2 separate regions of the Homo sapiens genome follow, and region 2 is linked to region 1. Evidence: chromatin loops called from intact Hi-C (ENCODE). Cell type or tissue: GM12878. All regions are shown on one strand.

The links. Hi-C counts contacts between places; a loop is a spot of excess contacts. Peaks named below come from ENCODE experiments on the same cell type or tissue, not always from the same donor. Only the 100,000 strongest peaks of a DNase experiment are listed, where the experiment ranks them.
Region 2: it touches region 1 in a loop (3.0-fold over the local background); 3 of 110 quality-filtered maps call a loop at or near these places.

Annotation. Positions count from the first base shown.
Region 1 is chr6:135,222,549-135,230,548 of GRCh38, forward strand. All of the region lies in intron 1 of LOC105378011 (a long non-coding RNA gene), which reads right to left. Among named protein-coding and RNA genes, the nearest start is that of MIR548A2, 13 kb to the right of the region's middle. In GM12878, no CTCF peak of the experiment used is centred here; DNase peaks (open chromatin) are centred at 4,223 and 6,193; H3K4me3 peaks cover 269 bases; H3K27ac peaks cover 255 bases.
Region 2 is chr6:135,419,202-135,427,201 of GRCh38, forward strand. It overlaps AHI1 (Abelson helper integration site 1), which reads right to left. Exons shown (of 29, transcript NM_001134831.2): 20 at 7,966-8,000. Among named protein-coding and RNA genes, the nearest start is that of AHI1, 75 kb to the right of the region's middle. RefSeq lists a silencer at 6,736-6,936. In GM12878, a CTCF peak has its summit at 4,647 (motif pointing left); a DNase peak (open chromatin) is centred at 4,620.

The DNA.
Region 1 (8,000 bases):
GCAAAAGTTGGAAAGGACAGTAGAGTAAGATGTGACATCTTAAACTTGCTGAATAAAAACACCCAAATATAACAAGTTATCTTTAAATTCATGATGATATATTGTATTTGGACATTCAGGCAGTTCTACTACCTGAGTATATCTAGTTAGTAAATTTTTTCCCCATGCTCCAAACAACAGTTTCACACCCCTTTCTCTCAAACTCTCCATCCCGTTTCTACCCAGTCCCCGCAGATAACTTTGACTCATACACGAATGAGAAAAGAGAAGCCGTCAAGAGCCACACCTGCATGCCTACTCTGTCTCTTGTTAGCATGGGTGAGCATGCCCAGCTGCAGTCATGGACTGGCCCATCCATCTGGCCTCTGCAAGCCATTCCTCTGTATCCTCAGGGGTTTCATCTTGTGAATACTCTCTCTCTCCCCGACATCATCATTGTCTTCCTCTCTCCCAATTATTCCCTCACATTAACATGGTCTACAACTTCCAGCAGGAAAGACAATGTTCCCTCATCAGTATAGTTTAATTTTTTTTCTTTTCTTTTTTCTTTTTTTTTGGGGGAGTGGGGACAGAGTCATGCTCTGTCATACCAGGCTAATCAGTATTGGCACAATCAGGGTTCACTGCAGCCTCAGCCTCCTGGGCTCATGTGATCCTCCTACCTCAGCTTCCCAAGTAGCTGGGACTACAGGCACGTGCCCCCAAGCCCCACTAATTTTCGTACTTTCTGTAGAGACAAGGTTTCACCATGTTGCCCAGGCTGGTCTCAAACTCTTGGACTCAAGTGGACAATATCCCCTTATATACCCCATCATACCACCCCATTTATCTGCTCCTCAGCAAAACTGCTTAAGGGAATTCTGTATGGCAGGTCCCCACTTCCCCAGGTTGCCTCCCCTCTGCCCACTCCACATGAACTTTCATTGCCCCCACTCCTCCATGCCTGCCTCTTCAATGTCACCAGTGACCTCCACTTCGCCAAATGCTGTAGTCACTTCTTGGGCCTCATTTTACTTTACTTATTGGCAGCAGTCAACAGAGTTGACACCCCCTCTTTCTCTAACCATTTTTCTCTCTTGGCTTCAGGCATGACTCTCTTGGTTTTCCTGCTTCTCACTGGTTCCCTCTGTTTGCTGCTCCTCCTCACTTTGGGCCTCAAGTGGCCCTTTCCTCCTTCTCTCTCCATCATTCTTCCTAAAGGATTTCATCAGTGCTGTGGCTTTAAATACCATCTCTTCACCCCTGAGCCCACTCTGAAATTCTAGACTCCTGCAGCCTATTCCATGTTAACATCTTCCCCATATAAGCATCTTAGATTAAGTATGAACAAAACAGAACTCATAATCATTTAAATGCTTTTTTCTCATTAGCAGTAATTGGCCCTTGTATCTTAATTTCTTCATTTCTCAAGCCAAAAATTTGTCATCCTTGGTTTCTCTCTTTACCTTATTACCCTCCTTACACTCAAATGCTCAGAAAGACCTGAATATTCTATCTGCAAAATGTATCTTAAATGTGTCTGCTTTTTCTATTACCTGTAATAATCTTGTTAGTAATGACACAATATTTATGAAGTGCTCTCAATATGCTAGGGAAGAAGAAAGAGGGAGAGAGAAAAGAAGAAGAAAGGTGATGTCTGAGAGGTGAGTTTTGAGAAACTGAAAGAGAAACCTGGAGGAAAAAAAAAGATACGAGGCCGGAGAGAAAAGCGGTGTAAATAGAGCTTGAACTTTGTCCGTAGAGATATGGGGAGTTATGGAATGGTTTCTGCAGTGATATAAAATTACTTATTTATAGCTGATTCATATAAATAATTTTGTTCAAATCCCTTTTTCATAGACAGTATAAAATTAAACCTTAGGTTAGCAGGGCCAAATGCTGGCAGGGCCTGAATCTTATACTCAGTTAATTGGATTGTACATAGTGCACTTCCTACTGCTTCTTAATTTCAAAAGAATGTGCTTTAATCCCAGAAAAATCTTATTGAAAACATATCTTTTGATCCGAAGTTCATAAGGGCTGTTTTCACGTTTTATAGTCCATAAAGTAATTAGTTCAGGAAGAACTGATTACTTAAAACTCTTTTCTTTTTTAAGAGCAGAATATTATCAACAAATAATTTCTCTAAAAGTTTCCTCATCATTTTCAAAAGCCAAATCTTCTACTGAATTTTTCGTATGGAATAATCTGATTATATTTTGATATTTTGGTCATTAAGAAATTCTGCCAATATTTGTTCTTGAAGGTGTTCTTAGCTTAATTTTATATTTTCTTTTACTCTTTAATCTAGAATGCATTTGTAGAGTCAATGATCCTCAGAAACACATTGGAAATTTGTTTAAAATGGAGATTCTTGACGTCACCCTCGGATTCTGATTTATGAGTCAGGTGTAGACCTGGGAAGGTTTAACAAGCTTGCAGCTGATTCTAATGCAGGTGGTCTGAGAGGACCACACCAAAACACCCTGCCTTACTCCCCCAACCCTGTGTTTTCTGTCTAAACACTCCCCAATAGCTTTCAATTCCTTTGGGGCCCATAATTTTTAATTAAAATGCCCATTTGTCTATAGAGTATTAGAAAAATATTAAGACCCTAACTATAAGTAGATTTTCTTAAATCCAGGGAATTATTATGTTCCAGATGTTGGTACTAATAATGGCTAACCTCGGCCGCTGATCCATCTTTTGTTTGATTTTTATAATATATGGGGAAGCATAATTTTGTATATATCTAAACCTCTTTAGAAATATGGTTCAATTGCATATGATCTGTCATAAGGGAATTTATATCTCACGAAGTTAAGCGCATAAACAAAACAAGACCAAACACACACACACACACACACACACACACACACACACACATTTTCATTCAGAAATCCTTGGTTCTAAACCAGTCTCTAATCAACATGCCAAAAACCCTTGTTTCAAATCACTTTACTCCTCTGTGCTTTGGGATTTCTATTTAAATGGGGTAAGTATTTAATCCTGTATATAGTTACAAAGCCCAGGGAGAACCTCAGATCAAAGACAAAATTGAAAGAAAGCTTTAGTAGGCCAGAGACATTGGAGTACCAAGGATATAATTGTGAGGTTTTCCTGCTAGAAAACATCCTCTGAAATGAACTTATAAGTTAACAAATCACCCTTCGCCTGTGTTTGGGGGCAGATGTTAGGCAGAGTCAGGATTTGTTTCCATTCGGTCACTTTTCTAAAGAATACAAATCCATCCACCTATTCTTTAATGGTCCTAAATAGCTAACAATGGACAGACAACTCCCTTCCCTTCCTTGCCCAGTTTCCGAGTCAAGGCGCGCAGTGTTCAGTGTATGACCTGAAGCCTTCTGGAAAGTGGTGATTGGTTAGGGTACTCGCCAGTTTGGCCTTACTTTGAACATCCCAAATTTATTTCCTTCCCCATTTCAAATATTCCGAAATGAAAGACATTAGGAGCACGTATTCTGGTTAAATACGGTGATTGAAAATACGAATGAATGCCACTCCATCATGAAATTTCACTAAATGACAATGAGTCAGCAAATAAGGGGCATAAATATACAAGTTAAAGAGAACAACAGGTAAGAGATTATTTGTCAAGAGCCTGTAACTCATTTATTTATTCAACAAATATTTACTGAGCACCTCCTCTGCAAGCAACACAGAATTCAAAACAATTAAATATGTATTACATATACAGCATATATGTTTACATATAAACAATATATAACATATATAAAGTTACTGGCAGAGTAATATTTTCTTGGATAGTCACAGATGTATTAAGAAACAGGCTTGTTTCAAATTTGCTTTTTTAATAACCATATTTCTTTAACATATTCTTTTTCATCTTTTACCATTTCTGACATCAGATTGTGTCTTTAACATGGTCTGATTTTTCTTTTGTTGTAAACTTATTAAACCCATAGAGTCTTATAATTGATGATACCATAAAATAAAGGAAAAGCTTGGAAATTAACCAGCAGAAATTTCAGAAAGGACCCCTTAGGTTTCTTTTTTTTTTTTTTTTTCTTCTGAGACAAAGTCTCACTCTGTCACCCAGGCTGGAGTGTGCAGTGGTGAGATCTCAGCTAACTTTCATCAGTAATGAAACCAGCAGGTGTTCTGCTCCCCAAAAACTTTGTCCACTGTCTCCAGACACTCAGAGCCACATGCTTAACTGTGGCTCATGGGTTAATGCATGTCTGAACTTTTTCAGGGTGGAAACTCCCTTTTTTCTTTAGTGTCTAACCCAATGCCCAACATGACATAAGTGCTCAGTAAATATTCAGACAATCCACGTATGAATGTGGTTGAGCATCTGTGAGTGGTCTCACCTCCACCCTACATGTGTTACTATGGTCAACCACTTCATCTCTGTGGGTCTCTGCTTGCTCAGCTATAAATTATTTGGGATCAGCTCAGCCATAGATTCCCTCCAACTCTAATTATCTCTGAGTAAATGAAGTCATGAAAATATGGGAAACTGAGGCAGGAGAATAGGGTCTAGAGGCAGGGAACCTAGGGCTGATTCACAATTAATTCCTAGAACTAAATCAAAAGGAAAACCCCCAACTTGCCATGCCCAACTATCAAAAGGACCAGAGGCTACTCCCTTTACAACCCCCCAACTTTTTCCGCATGGCAGATGAAATATTGAAAGTACCTCTGATTGGTCCCCTTCTGCAACCAATCAGGTTGGTCATGGGTCAAGTCTTCATTTGCATAGGAGTATAACTTTGTATATACTCTATTTTATCCCCTCCCACAAGCAATCAGACTGATCATGGGCCACCACTTCATTTACATAGGGTGTACACCAAGTAAGCAATGGGAAACCTCTAGAGGGTATTTAAGTCCCAGAAAATTGTGTAACTGGGCTCCTGAGCCACTTGCTCAGGTCTGCTCCCACCCTGTGGAGTATGCTTTCATTTTCAATAAATCTCTGCCTGTGTTGCTTCATTCTTTCCTTGCTTTATTTGCACATTTTGTCCAATTCTTTGTCCAAGACACCAAGAACCTGGACACCCTCTACCGGTAACAAAACTACAGTGATTTTAGAGGGTTTGTTTGAAGTGTGTATTGCTCATGAAGGTAATGCCTTTGATGATAACATTTGCTAAACACCACGTAAAGGAAGGGAGGCATTTCCACACTTTGGGTCTCCTCCCATCTCTATCCCCAAGCCTTAAAATTTCTGCTTAAATGGGAGTCGAAGGAACCCAACAATACTCAGTTGTGTCACTTAAAGGCTGTGCAACATCGGGAAGCTTTCTGTATGTCTTACAGCTAGTTCATATCACAAGCCAGCCGTTTCATCATGCAAAAGTCTAAAACAACTTACACCTACTTTCTAACATTCTTACGGAAAAACCAATACTGTTGAACAGAGGTGGACAAATTATAGCTCCTGGCCAAATCTGGCCCACTTCCTGTTTTAATAAATGCAGTTTTATTGGAACACAGCCACACCCTTTTATTTCCCATATTATCTATGGTTAGTTTTCTGCTGCAATGGTGGAGTGAAATAGTTGCAACAGAGACCATGTGACCTCCAAAACCTGAAATATTTACTATCTGGCCCTTTACAGAAAAAAAGTTTGTGACCCCAGCCCTAGAAGAAAAGTAATCAAAAATCACAATGGCAGTATTAGTGGTGAAGATAATGGATTCTGCTTCAGTTAAACAGTGTAACTGAGCTTATGATTTTTCTTTTCCTTCTTTTTTTTTTTTTTTTTTGAGATGGAGTTTTGCTCTTGTTGCCCAGGCTGGAGTGCAATGGCGCGATCTTGGCTTACCGCAACCTCCACCTCCTGGGTTCAAGCGATTCCTGCCTCAGCCCCCTGAGTAGCTGGGATTACAGGCATGCTCCACCATGCCCAGCTAATTTTGGATGTTTGTAGAGATGGGGTTTCTCCATGTTGGTCAGGCTGGTCTTGAACTCCTGATCTCAGGTAATCCACCTGCCTCGGCCTCCCAAAGTGCTGGTATTACAGGCGTGAGCCACCGCACCCAGCCGTGATTTTTCTATTACCTAGGTCCTTTTGTTGGCTACACACCATGACTGCTTCTGTTTGGGAGTTGAGAACATCTGGTAGGTTAAATTGGCAATATTTGACTGATTTGACCTACAATATGTGGTCAACTTCATGTGACTCAACCTAATACTTTGGCTTCCTTCAGTGTGTTCAGTTTCAATTCCCCGCTCCCTTTGTAGTCTTCCAGCTACCTCAGTGATTCTTAATCTTAGCTGTGTATTAGAATCATCTGAAGAACTTAAAAAAAAAAAAATCAATGCCCAGGTCACACCCAGGACCAAGTGAAGCCGAATCTCAAGGGGGAGAAACCAAGCCCTTGGTAATTTTGGAAAGCACCCCAGGTGATTCTGAAGTGCAGTAAGGCTTGAGAACTATGGAACTACCAAGAGCTTTTGGCAATACGCATGTGCTAGGTGCTATAGACTCCTTCCAATTGGAGAAAAGAATGTGGACAATTGTAATAAATAATTGGGGCAAGCCGGCATAGTGGTTCTCAAACATTAGCATGCAACCAATCACCTGGTGGGCTTGTGAAAACACAGATTTTTGGTGCCAACCCCTCAGTTTCTGATTCTGTAGGTCTGGGTTGAGGCCCGAGCCTTTGTAATTCTAACAAATTCCCGGGTGACGTTGATACCATTGGTCCAGGACCCACACTTTGAAAACCACTGTACCATTACCATCTTCCGTGGGCCCAGTGCCTAGCTCATAGTAAGTCCTTTGTATGTGTTTGCTGAACAGATAATGGAATTCTGGCGGAGTCTATGCTGGCAATTCGTCTGTGTTAGATGCTAGGATATAGCAGTGAACAAGACAAACAGTATCTGTCCTCATGGAACATACACTCTAGAGAGAAATACATGACCTCAAGAGTGGGTATGAATGCTGCAAAAGGGAAGCATGGAATACTGTAGTGGCCCATAGAAATCACTGAGCCCAGGGCTTCCTAGCCTTCTGAAAATCCCTCTTTTAAATAGCATTTTGCCAAGGTCTATCATCACTAGGTCAACTGGAAAACAGGGAGAGAATGCTCACTTGGAAAGATTGTTGAGTTGTGTGGGGGCAGGAAGACAGAGAGAGAGAGAGAGAAAGCACGTGCACTGCTTGATAAATAAAAAGAAGAGTAAAAAGTGAGCCTCACCAGGAGTCAGATTTAGGTTCCTACTTTGTTCTTATTGCCACTGGCTATAAACATAGGCCTATTTAATCAATTATGAAATTAGATTGCCTCTAATATATCTATAGTCCTCATAATTCCCAAGAGGAAGGCTATGGAGGTGTGAGTGAAGATTATATAGCTCTTTCCTCTGCCCCCCTCACATACATACAGTGTCCAGAGTGCTAGCCCATCTTAGAATTAGAGGTCTCCACTTCCAGTTATTTGAGCTACTTAAGATTGCAAAGACCCAAGACACATTCAGACTCAGGTGGTCTCAGCTAATGGGGCCTTTCTGTAAGGACACAAAGAGAAGTGTGGGAGAAACAAAAAGGGTTTCAGCAGCAACAATATTCAGGCCTTGAGCTGGTAGGTTGGTTAGCTGGGATACTGCGGTGATTCTGATGGCACAATTTCCCCTTTAATCTTCATTTCCATGGCTCAGTTGCTGTTCCCTCTGCCCACGCAGGTCTACAGGCCCACTAAGAGCACCCCCTGTCTCTCAAAATGGTTACAGCCTCATATTATCTTCATAACCAATAGGATGACAGGATTGTTTTTGATCTGGGCTTAATTTTTGAATTTTTTTTTTTTTTCTTGAGACAGAGTCTCACTCTGTCACCCAGGCTGGAATGCAGTGGTGCAATCTCAGCTCACTGCAAGCTCTGCCTCTCAGGTTCAAGCGATTCTCCTGCCTCAGCCTCCTGAGTAGCTGGGATTACAGGCATGTGCCACCACACCTGGCTAATTTTTGATTTTTAGTAGAGACGGGGTTTCACCATGCTGGCCAGGCTGGTCTTGAACTCCTG
Region 2 (8,000 bases), 200 kb after region 1:
AATGAGACAGCATCTACCAGCATCTGGCAAATTCATTAGCTGGATATAAAAATTGAATCAACTATCTGCAAATTCCCTGCAGTACATGCTATTCTGCTCTTGTTGGTTCCTATTCCATTATCAATCATCACACAGAATGTTATCCAACTGAAAATGTGTCATACATACCCTGCTACAGAGAATAGCTACAATTTCCCGACTGCAGCCTAGTTCATGAACTCTAATAACACAGGCATTACTCAGAGATATGGCGGGTTTGGTTTCAGACTACTGCAATAAAGCATATATCTCAATAAAGAAAGTCATATGTTTTTAATTTTCTAGTGCTTATAAAAGTTATGTTTACACTATATTGTAGTCTATTAAGTGTAGCATTATGTCTAAAAAATCAATGCATTTACCTTAAAAACTATTTTATTGCTAAAAAATGCTAACAATCATCTATGTCTTCAGTTAATCATAATCTTTTTGCTGATGGAAGGTCTTGCTTTAATGTTAATAAAGGGTCTGCTGACTGATAAATGGGGTGGTTGCTGAAGGCTGGGGTGGCTGTGGCAATTTACACAACAATGAAATTTGCTGCACTGATTGGCTCTTACTTTCACAAAAGATTTCTCTGTAGCATGTGATGCTATTTGATAGCATTTTACCCACAGAAATTGTGTCCTCTCAAACCTTGCCATTGCTCTACCAACTAAATATATGGAATTTCCTAAATCTTTGTTGTCATCTCAACAATGTTCACAGCGTCTTCACCAGGAGTAGATTCTCTCAAGAATCTACTTTCTTTGCTCATCCATAAAAAACAACTCATCCATTCTAGTTTAATCATGAGATTGCAGTAATTCATTCATATCTTCAGGCTCTACTTCTAATTCTAGTTCTCTTGCTATTTTCACCAAATCTGCAGTCACTTCCTTCATTGAAGTCTTGAAGCCCTCAGAGTCATCCATGGGGGTTGGAATACACTTCTTCCAAACTTCTGTTAGTGTCCATATTTTGACTTCCTCTTATGAATCATGAATGTTCTTACTGGCATTTAGAAAGGTGAATCCTTTCCAGGTTTTCAAGGTACTTTGCCCAGCTTCATCAGAGGAATCACTATCTATGTCAGCTATGGACTTACGAAATGTATTTCTTAAATACTAAGACGTGAAAGTCAAAATTACTCCTTGATCCATGTCTTCTCCTCTTTAGCTATGAAACTACTGGAGGGCATCTTCCTCCATTAGAAAGCTGCTTCATCTCCATTGAAAATCTGTGGTTTACTGTAGCCACCTTCATCAATGATCTCAGCTAGATCTTCTGGATAACTTGCTACAGCTTCTAGATCATCACTTGTTGCTTCACCTTGCACTTTAATGTTATGGAGACGGTTACCTTCCTTAAACCTCATGAATGAGCCGCTGCTAGTTTCAAACTTTTCTCTTGCAGCTACCTCACCTCTCACAGCCTTCACAGACTTTAAGAGAGTTAGAGGCCTTGCTCTAGATTAGGCTCTGGCATAAGGGGGTACTGTGGCTGGTTTCATCTTTTATCCAGATCACTAAAACTTTGTCCATATCAGCAATAAGGCTGTTTTACTTTCCTGTCATTTGTGTGTTCACTGATGAAGAACTTTTACTTCGCATTCACAACTTGGCTAACTATACGGCACAAAAGTCTTAGCCTTTGCCCTATCTCAGCTTTCCCCATGCCTTCCTCACTGACCTCAATCACTTCTACCTTTTTATTTATAATGAGAAATGTACAATTCTTCCTTTCACTTGAATACTTAAAAGGCCACTGCAGGGTTATTAACTGGCTTAATTTCAATACTGTGTCTCAGAGAATAGGGAGGCCTGAAGAGAGGGAGAGAAATGGGAGAACGGCTGGTGGGTGGGGCAGTCAGAACACTGAAAACATTTATCAATTAAGTTCGCCATCTTATATGGGTACAGTTTGTGGTGCCCCAAAGCAATTACAATGTAACATCAAAAAGCACTCACCGCAGATCACCATAACAGACATAATAATGAAAAGGTTTGAAATATTTTGAGAGCTACGAAAATGTGACAGAGAGACACCAAGTGAGCACACAATGTTGGAAAAATGGCGCCCACAGACTGGCTTAACATAGAATTGCCACAAACCTTCAATTTGTAGAAAACGCAATATCTATGAAGCACAATAAAGCAAACACCAGTAAAACGAGGTATGCCTGTATTTATGCTTCATGCCTCATTTTATAGTTTCATTTTATCCTTTGATAAAAATATTGATATAAAATAGAATATATGCTATTCTAATTTTACAAGCAGAACAAAACAAGTGCAGAAAGGTAAATTATTTGATCAGGGTCAAATACAGAGTGGTAGTATTTTGTCTAGAATGCCAGCGCTCTCTTACTCCAGTCTTTGTTGTTGTCTATTTTACATCATATCATTCATGCATTAGTGCAATTAAAAACACCACTGTAAACATTAAAAAAAATGTCTTAAAGAGGAAGTCAGGGCTCTGGTTTATGCTCAAAACTATCAAGTTAAGTTTTCCATATGTCTTGAGTTCTTGAATGATATAAACTTTCATATCAAAGTACCTATTATGTGAATAATATTAAAATAGGTACTTCAGCATATAACCAAGAAACAGGTAGTTTTGGCATGTCTTAAAATGTGGCATTTCTATCTTTTAATTTCTCCTACCAGGCTAAAAATAAATATTTAAAATTCTGCCCTACTATTAGGTATATTTTAATGACATAATCTTGTATAAGTATGAGAATTATGTTATCTGAATGTGCTTTTGAACTATTCATAAGTATTACAAATGAATGCCATATAGAACGTAGAAAACAAATGTATTTCTACATTTGTAGATGTATCGTATGTACATCGTATTGCAAATGAATACATACAAATAGCTATCTCCAATATAGAAAACCACTACATCGTATCTATATTGTACAGAAAACTGTGGATATTAAATTTATTTCTACTAGACATTATCTGATTTCAAAAATATTGTAAAAGGAGTTATATTAAAATTTAATGAGGCCAGGCATGGTGGCTCACGCCTGTAATCCCAGCACTTTGGGAGGCCAAGGTGGGCAGATCACTTGAGACCAGGCCTAGGATTGTCTCAAACATGGCAAAACCCTGTTTCTACAAAAAATACACACACGAAATTAGTCGAGTATCCTGTGGTCCCAGCTACTCGGGAGGCTGAGGTGGGAGGACTGCTTGAACCCAGGAGGTTGAGGCCGCAGTGAGCTGTGATTGTGCTACTGCACTCCAGCTTGGGTGACAGAGCAGAGACTGTGTCTCAAGAAAAAAAAAAAATTAGTGCTATATACTAAAGAATATTTGTATTTTAAACTATATTGAGAACATAATGGCTTATTACATCATAATTATGTTACTCCTCAAAGTTTTATTTTTATGTATGTATGTATGTATGTATGTATGTATGTATGTATACATGTATGTATGTAGAGATGAGGTCTCACTATGTTGCTCAGGCTGGTCTCAAACTCCTGGCCTCAAGCGATCCTCCTGCCTCAGCCTCCCAAAGTGTTGAGATTACAAGTGTGAGCCACCACACCCAGCCACCCCCCACATTTTTAAGGGAGTGAACTATTAATAATACTAGATAAGCAAACTTCCTTTCTTAAGGGGTTCTCCTAAATGTTGAAATTGAAAACCAACAACACATTTTACCATAGGAATATTTAGCTACTTTTTAAATTTACTTCATGATCAGGAAATGCAAAGACTAAATAAGTGCCTAAGACAGATAGCTTAATGCACTGAGAACATGGACTCTGGAGTCAGCTTAGACAAAATGGTGGCTTTACACCAACTGTGTTACTTTAGGAAAATTATTGTTTTCTCTGTGCCTCCGTTTCATCATCTGCAAAATGAGGATAATAATGGGACCTACAATGAAGAGTTTTAGAAGGATGGTATGAGATAATATATGTAAAATGCTCATAAGATTGGTAGACACAGTAAATGCTTGATAAATGTTAGCTACTACTACCACTGTTATTAGCCCCAAATTTACTGATGATGCCTCTCAGCATATATTTTTATAAAATTTAAGGAAAAAATGCTATTCTATAGGATTTGTAATTGTTAATGCCAACATTTATTCATTTATTGCATATTAGTAACATGCCAGGTACTATGTTAGACATATGGCATTCTAAATATCACACGCTTCTAGGCAGTGAGCAACTTAAATAACAAATTTTATAGGAAACTAAAGGTACATGTTGCCCTGAACTCTGGTAAAGTGTGCCACAATATAAAAAATAAGTTTGTCAACAATGACAACGTAGGCTATCATTAATTAATATGAATTGTGTTAATAAAATCATGTCAGTAGTAGAAACTGCTTTTTGGTTTAAATTTCTTTTAGAAATGTAATCAACTACTTAGGAAGTACAAAGGACTAGAAAAAAGAATGGTAATCTGAGTCTGATTCCTGTGTTTCATAACACAGCTCAACTTGACACACAATAGGTGCTTAATAAAGATTTGTCTTGTCTAAGATACTATGACTATGTGTCCTCTGAACCAGAGTTGATACTCTGTTATTAACTCTGGTTAATATACTCTGGTTAATAAACTCAGTATTAACTCTGGTTCAGAGGAGACATTGCCACCTAGCGAAAAATCAGCCTCATTACCTAGAATTATCAGACAATGCTGAGAACTTCTCAAATTAGACTTGACTCCACTGACTTGACTCCACTGAAAACACTACATGCATATTTATTATGTGTCAGTATTCAGGGTAGGTACTAGTAGGAAAAAGATGAACAAGCTTCCATCTTTGCTTCTTACAACGTATAGAAAATACAAGGAAACCACATACTCCACAGAGAAACATAGAAAAAACTGTACTGTAGAAAAAACAAGGTTTGATTATTAGACATTTAGAAACTAGTATTTCAAGAAATTTGCTGAAAAGGAAATTTAGTGTAGCAAATAAGAGCATGGACTCCAGGAGCAAACTGCATTGATTTAAAGCCATGGCTCCTGTAAAGCGAGGATAACAGCCCCTATGTCATAAGATTATTGCAGAAACTTAAATATATGTAAGGTAAAATGCTTAAAACAGAACCAGGAACAAACAAAATGCTATGTAAGTATTTACTAAAATTATTATTAAATCTAGAACAATATCCTAGAGACTGAGGTGAATATTGATTAATAACAACACATTAACTGAAGTCTAGCTTCATAAATTTAATTCAGTAGAAGCCGTTTCTCTGACTAGTACTCTGTTATTATGGGAATCCTAAAAGTACATTATTTGTGGTACTCTGTGACTAAATTTTGTATTACTGGATGATTAACCCTTTCAACATCAGGCAAATAAAACTGCCTTCTGAAAGTAAAAATCATATTTCTTACCAAAAAAAGCAAAAAGTCAGTAGAATGAAAGACCCAAAAGACCACAACCTGAACATATGTTTACCAGGGAAAGATGCTTGCTAACTCTTCACAGATTTTGCTAGAACTGAAAGATGGATGATACATTTAGTTACCACTGTGGTCTCATTCACAACTTGTTTAGCTTATAAAAAAAAATAAGCTTGCTCCATTTTCCTGGAAAATTATCTGATAATTTTTTTTAAACACCACTTAAAAATCCCTTAAGTCTTTTGTGTTTTTTGAATTTTATACTATTAAAATATTTATGTAAAGCCATATGTAAACTTTATTTTCAACCAAAAAATTATGAGCAAAATATTCCTGTATTAAAAAATAAAACATAAGACAAAACTCTAATAGGTTGGTAATAAATATTATACTTTTCTTATGGATCTATACCATTCACAAGAACTCTGCTCAATCTTAGATGGCTTAAGATTACTTAACTTCTTCCTAAGCTTCCTCTTTTTAAAAATAGCAACGAGTTGGGAAAATGTGTTGAAACATTTTTTAGTTTTAATTTGTTTGTAAAGGTGTGTTTGCATATCAAAAATTGTGTTTGTGATATATTGCACAAATAATTTAAATTTAATGTGTCTACTATTTGAATATTTAGATTTCTAAAATGCTCATGGAAATCCTTCCTCTTGCACATTAAGATAGTGTGGAAATAACATTATGTTTTTAATTTTATGCATTTATATTCTAATAAATTGACCTGGAAAGAAACATACTTTAATAAATAAAAGACTGACCAACAGAGTAAAAGAGAGGAGAAAAAACTCTTCAACTGCTTTCCATATAGAGATGCTTATTAGCATATTAAAACAGAAATTCTTACATATAGTCAAGCATATATTGGTTGGATGGGCATAACAACCCATTTTATCTTTTGTTTCAATATTGTGCTTATCAATTTACCTAGTACTTTCACAGTCATGGTCTCATAGTATCTTCACAAATACCTCTCTTAGGTAGGACAGGTATTAGTACTGTAGTACCTTTTCATAGATAAGAAAATGGAGCTTCAGGAAGGCAAGAAGCTTGTGCAAGGTCACTAGAGTAACAGAATGGAGCCTAAACCCCATTTTTTTAGACTCCTAAAATGCTTAGCTCTTTCTCCTACTAGGCCTCTAGAATGGACTTCTTTGCTTACTGCCTAAAAACCAAACTGGCAAACCTAACTATCCTGGGCTACTCTGATGATAAAATCCTGTCAGTGACAAAAAATAAATTGCTTTAAGAAAAGATAGAGTGCAACTTTAATGTGTATGTGTAGTGAAAATTTCAAAGGCATAAAAAGCAAATTAGAAATTGAATGAAGACTACTGTAAAACCTCTTAAGAGTCTGAGGAAATAACTGTGCTGCCTATTTCCTGTATAACAGTTCCAAATATAAAGTACTTTGGTATAACTCTTCATTTATGTGAAGATTTAGAGTGGGTACAAAGAGAGAACTGTTTCAGGATACATGGTGAAACTAGACACCAGATTTGGACATTGAATGATTTGAGGAATCCATCTATTTTTTCCTATAATCAGGCAGTGTTTATCTTTGCTAATGTCTGCTTGTAATAGTAAATGGTACTGTGTTGCTTGGCAATTCTACCATTACTAACAGTGTTCTATAAATCTGAGTATGCATTGCAGAAATGATTTCTTCTCTATAAAATTCTTTAAAATAAGATTACATTTTGACTTTACACATTATTTTCTAGCATAATTTACCCTGGAAGGCATAATATAATCCACACTGTGATCAAGAACTTCAGATTTCTAACTTAATTGCCTAATTACTTAGTATTTATCACAACCATTAATCAATTCAATCTATATTAACTTAATACACTTAACTTTCCATAAGCAAATCAAAGAAACTAACAAAGACTTTTCATTTTTGTACAATACTATATGAAGAAAATAGAAATGCAATTTTGAGAATGACAGCACTAATAGTATAATATAGAAGAGTGGAATCCTAATTTCAGGATAGAAATTAAAGAAATATATGAAAACCAGCATATATCCAAAGAATTCTTAGAATACCATACTGTCCCTGAAAAATAATGTATCCACACTTTTTATTTCCTTATTATTTCTCAGAATGATAGAATAGTGTAATTGCGGACACGAAAGACATTAGATTTCTAATTCCAGGTGATGTTTTCACTGATGTGATTTTCCCCCTACTTTTTATGTTAAGAAACTCTCAAAACTACAATTTATTAAAACTATGTGCTTTAGTAACAACACAGGATAAAATATTAACTCAACAGTCAACTGAAAACATCAAAGATCTGTATTCCCTAAGTTTTATTTACCTTTTAAATTTAGTTAACATATTCCAAATAATTTTTAGGTGAATTCTATTTACTTAAATTGATTTACAAAGAAACTTGTGGCTAGCTTTCTGTGATTCCAACATAAGGGCACAATTATTATGTGTACTTTTGTCAACATTTGAATTCCAGACAGATTCCTGGTTTAGTCTAAATGTAAAGGTTACTCTAAAAATTCTTTACTTATCAAGTGGTAGACTTACCATGGAAATCGTAAATATACAGAAGAATTGGCTCA